2 separate regions of the Mus musculus genome follow, and region 2 is linked to region 1. Evidence: chromatin loops called from intact Hi-C (ENCODE). Cell type or tissue: gastrocnemius. All regions are shown on one strand.

What was found. A loop is a pair of places that touch in the nucleus more often than their neighbours do. Peaks named below come from ENCODE experiments on the same cell type or tissue, not always from the same donor. Only the 100,000 strongest peaks of a DNase experiment are listed, where the experiment ranks them.
Region 2: it touches region 1 in a loop (3-fold over the local background); 17 of 42 quality-filtered maps call a loop at or near these places.

The regions. Positions count from the first base shown.
Region 1 is chr8:8,223,783-8,226,282 of GRCm38, forward strand. No RefSeq gene overlaps it. Among named protein-coding and RNA genes, the nearest start is that of Gm31401, 140 kb to the left of the region's middle. In gastrocnemius, a CTCF peak has its summit at 1,495; a DNase peak (open chromatin) is centred at 1,520.
Region 2 is chr8:8,661,023-8,663,522 of GRCm38, forward strand. It overlaps Efnb2 (ephrin B2), which reads right to left and starts at 220. Exons shown (of 5, transcript NM_010111.6): 1 at 1-220. In gastrocnemius, CTCF peaks have their summits at 498 and 1,008; DNase peaks (open chromatin) are centred at 294 and 998; H3K4me3 peaks cover 1,309 bases; H3K27ac peaks cover 1,618 bases.

The sequences.
Region 1 (2,500 bases):
GAAAACATCCCTTCTCATGATAGTGATCTGGGCTCCAACTATTAATACACTAAAATGTATCTGCACAAACAGGGTGACCTGAGTCACTCCACTGAAGAAATGAAGAAATGGAAGAGCTCACATAAGACCACCTAAATTCTGGATGCCTTTTGTACTTAGCAGAGAGCACAGCCTTTAGTTCAGTCCCCTGAGCTGCCCCTGAGTAGCCCTTTGATTTCAAGATAATCAGCTCAGATGGCAACCGGTACAGGCAGATTTGAAGCAGAGTATCAGTGCCTCTGGTGTATATCTGCAGTGCTGTTACAGTACAGCTGTGATCGGCCTAAACTGATTCCCAATAGACCCTGTTCTAGTTTGCTTTTCTGTTGCTGAGATAAAACTCTCTGACCAAAATCAGCTTAGGAAAGGAAAGGGGTTGTGTCAGCTTGCAGGCTAGAGTCTGTCGTCAAGAGGAGTCAGGGCAAGAACTAACGGCAGGTCTGATTGCTACTCCACAAAGCATTACCTCTAGCCAAGGAACTCACAGTCATGGAAGTGTGACAGAAACCATAGAGGCATGCTGCTTGCTGGCTCACTCGCAGACCCATGTTTAGCTAGCTTTCTTATACTACCTGGAGCCATCTACCTGAGGGAAGGTGCCACCCACAGTGGGATGGACATTCCTACATCAATTAACAATCAAGATGAAGTCCTCACAGACTTGAAACTCCCTTCTTATATGACTCTTAAGCTATGTCCAGTTGATGGTTAAAGCTAACTAGGACAGATCTCATTTACATCAGTAATACTTTTAAATATATATGTATATGATACTCTATAAAAAAGGAAATAAGTAATAGATTATAATAATGAGAAGTGTGTGTTTCTAATTTAGATTCTTGGGCTGGAAGGCATAAAGCATTCTAAGTGTCTACACATAGGTATCTACATGCTCTGAACAGAACCACAAACGCTGAAGCAGTTATAAGCACTATCAGATACGGGTGTGTGGTGTTAAGCTTGATTGCTTAAAATGTTGTTACTATCGCTCACTTGGGTGAATGTACCATTTGGTGAGAGTTTGAAACCCAAAGTGCAAATAACTCTCAATTTACACAATAGTTTTATTCTTAAACCATCATTAAGTTCCTGTCAAAAGGTGAAGACAAAGCAAAGGAAAAGGAAAGGAAGGAAGGAAGGAAGGAAGGAGAAAGAAAAGAAAGAAAAGTGACATGATTCCGCACAAATAATTTTTAAGGAGATTCTTAAAGAGAAAACCAACAGCAAACAAACCTAGAAGATTATTTGATGAACCACAAGAAGGTTTTCAAAATTTGACACAACTTTCTGTTGTGCAGCCAAGTGTGGTCTTAGCAATATGTATTCTATTCTCGATCCTTATCCAATAATCACTGTGGACCCTTTCCCACCCCCACCCCCACCCTACCCCCAGGTCAATGTGGAGACACAAACTACCCTTGCAGACGTCCCTGGAAGAGGGATCCTCTAGGAGGCAGTACTGCCCCACAGAGACCATGCTCTAAGCAGGCTAGTGAGAAGGGCAGCACTTTGGCCCCAAGCTGCCTTTGGACTTGAACCAATTATCTCTTGCTCCAGAAATGCTTCAAGTGGACATTTATTTCCATGGCTTCTGACTCTCCCTTCAAACACTGTGTGTTCCTATCAGCCACCAGCAGGCTACTTAAATTAAATACCTGAAAATGTTGCAAGCTAATTCAAGTCACGTTGATTGCTTATACCAACCAAAGTGAGAGTGTCTATCTAGAGTCAGATATTGGTGAATGCCATGTGTCAAGGGTTTATCTCATAGGAGGTGAGTCTAGTTTGTAAATATTTAACAGTACACACCTGACTTCTATGAAGGAGCTTGAGTTACTTCCTCTTAGTCTCTGTTTTCATACCCAAGTCCCTTTAACTGAATGAAGTACAACACAATCATTGACCTTCCTCTCCTCACTGATAACATTAAGTGACATTAGTACAGAGCTCTCTACCTTCCTTTCTCAAGAGTAAACTTGAACACCAGTATCAAAGGAGTAGGAGTGTCTGTTGTTCATTCTCTAAAGTGCCTGTTGCAATCAACTTGTAAAACAAGGCACATATTCAAGCACTTACACACAGTATACAAACACATATACAAGTTGAGTTCTAGTTATATGCAAAAGTAAAAGCTTTCTTTGTAAAAATATTTGGTAAAGAGGAGTTTTAGTGCATATAGGACATTTATGGAAAAATGACATAGAGACTCTGGAATGGTTTTGCCATTGTGTTAGCCCCTGGCTAGAGAGCAGTGAGAAGTGGGTCACCTGTGGATGAAGCAGATACCTCATGTTACTAACGCAGTACCTTTATCTCAGATAGTTCAAGGAAATGCTACTAGGACCTTTACCATCAAATCCACACCCTAAGCACGGGAAAACCAGGATGCTTTGCCTCCTTACCTTGAACTTTGGAATGCAGTAGTCAGTAGCCTTAGAGACACCTCCTAGTTTGAAGTGTG
Region 2 (2,500 bases), 440 kb after region 1:
GAGCGCCGCGTCGGCGCGGTTCCATGTCCTGGAGCGCAGAGATAAAGGGCGCCTCCTGAATCCTCGCAACTCGCGGCCACTAAGCAGTCAGGAGAGCACTGGAACCCCCGCAGGCGTCTGACGCGCGCGGGCCTTTGTGTGCGGGGAGGGCGCCAGGACCCGCTCTGCGCGCAGCTCCGCGATCCGACCGGTGCCTCTGTCCCCGCCGCGGAGAGTCAGCGCGCCGGGCGCGCTGTCAGAGCACTATAAACGCGGGGCCCCGCCCAGTCAAACGCAGCCCATTGGCTCGCCGCGCCGCGAGCGCGCGCTGATTGGGCAGCATTCCCGTCAGTCTGCCGCCCCCTACCCGACACTGGGCACCCAGAGGTAGGGCGCCCCTGACAGGTGAGCCCCGCCCCCAGGACGAGCCCCGCTGGGCGCCGGGCACAGGGTTGGTCGCCTCTTAGCCACTCGCACCAGCAGGGTCACCTCGCCCGGCAAGTGCCTGTGCTGGCGAGTGCCCTCGCTAGGATAGGGCGAGACGTGGTGGACGCAGCGTTCCGCCTTGTGGCGCTCGCTCCCTGCCGCCCCTCGCGCGTATGGCGCCCTGGTACTTGGCGGATCCCTCTGAGCCATTAACTGAGGGCCTTCTAACTTGATTCTGGCACCAAGTGTTCCGGCCCGGTCCGACGCAACTCAAATCAGACTCTCACGAGGCTGAGAGCCTTAGCAGCCCACCGGCAGTGCGAGCCAGTCTGCCGCCCTTCCCGACCCCGAGACCCAACTCCGTGCGCCCGCTCCCTTTCCGGTCCTCTCCCCGCAAGAACAGCGCCTCCAAAGCTCCACTACCAACGTCTGGGAGGACTTTTCTTCACTAGCTCCCGGGACACCCCGCGACCCCACAGTGGCCAGGAAGTTAGGTGTGACCCGGACAACTATCAGTCAGAGAAGTGGCAGTTGTGATACTCGGTTGCTTGCCCAAGACCGATTTTGAAAAACTGAACCACGGCTGTGACTTCTACGGATCCACAGCGCCCACTAGCGCCCACTTTTGCCTCTCCGTACTTCAGAACAAGCCTACCGGTTACAGGATCAAATCTTAAGGATCCAGATATTCCCAAGTCGAAAACCACTTGCTTAAGATGCCCGTTATCAGAGAGAACAAAGTAGGTGGAAGGCACAGTCCCATGTACAGCCCATGGCCCAGCAAAAATTAACCACGTCTCTTCTTACAATGCTGTCCATCAATACCAGAACTTCTTCAAATGGAACTAAGCAGTTTCCACACCGATATCTTTAAAAACAAGCCCCATGATTTAGTTACTAACTACTCCCAACACCCCCCCCGCCCCCTTCATCCTTCTTTAAAACAAATTTCGAGCTTTAAAAAGTGTTGACTTTCAAAAACCTTAATGTAAGTTAGTGTATACTGCAACTACGAATTGGTTTGGAAAAACTCGTTTAAGACCAAAACACAATGTATTGAACACACCAAAATACAGCTTTAAGAAACCCTTTTCTGTAATTACTATTTTTAACTATGCCTGCAATATGATTGTGGGTGGGGAGATGGGATTCACGCTAGGTTAAACAAGGGTTACACACACACACACACACACACACACACACACACACACACACACACACACACACACAGAGTAATGTTTAACTTCCTGACTGAAAAAACTGACAGGAGCTGCTATTTGACCTTTACTGGAGAAGAGGAAAAAAGGGCACTTGTTTTAACCCAGCTTCTAAAAATACCATTTTCAGTAAGCCAGATACCCTAACACTCAAGGCATTTTACTTTGGGGACAACGTAAATATACTTTAAAAAAAATCAAAAATAATCCTGTGTGACTTCTAAAGGGGACATGGAGTCAGTAACTGCACACATATCATTTTGGTCCTCAACTGTTTATCCAGTCATTTAGGAAATTAAAACATAACCTCAAGCCATTTATATTTAACATTACATTTGTCATTATCCCAGGCAAATACAAAAGAGAACCATAGAAGAAATCCTAAAGCACGGCCACAGCAAGCATGCTGCAGTGTCTCTGAGAAGAGCTTCGTTTCACAACTAAATCCTTGGATGCTTTGAAAACAGGACACAACTCTATGCCAAATGACAACAAAATCTGAGGAAGTCGCTGGTTCCTAAAGCTAAGGATGCTTCTCAGTCAATAGACTTGGGAATTTTAAAAGTACAATGTATTACAAAATATAAATGATTTCTTACAGAGTGGCAGCAAAGCTGAAATTTCACAAAGAACAATCTATTAGCCAGCAAAAATGTACGACACACCAGGCTTCTAAGCCAATGCTAACCAGTTTGGTCCTCAGACTGTTCTGCAACTTGACCACACTAACAGCTCCAAATCGTTCATTTGCAGGGAAAGCGCGATCACATTCTTTAGGAACGGGTTGCAGTCAACTGGCTCTCGTTCAACCTTTTCCTTTATGTATTAATGGAAAAACAGTATGCTTCAAATGCAGTAATGGTACTATATTTGTTTAC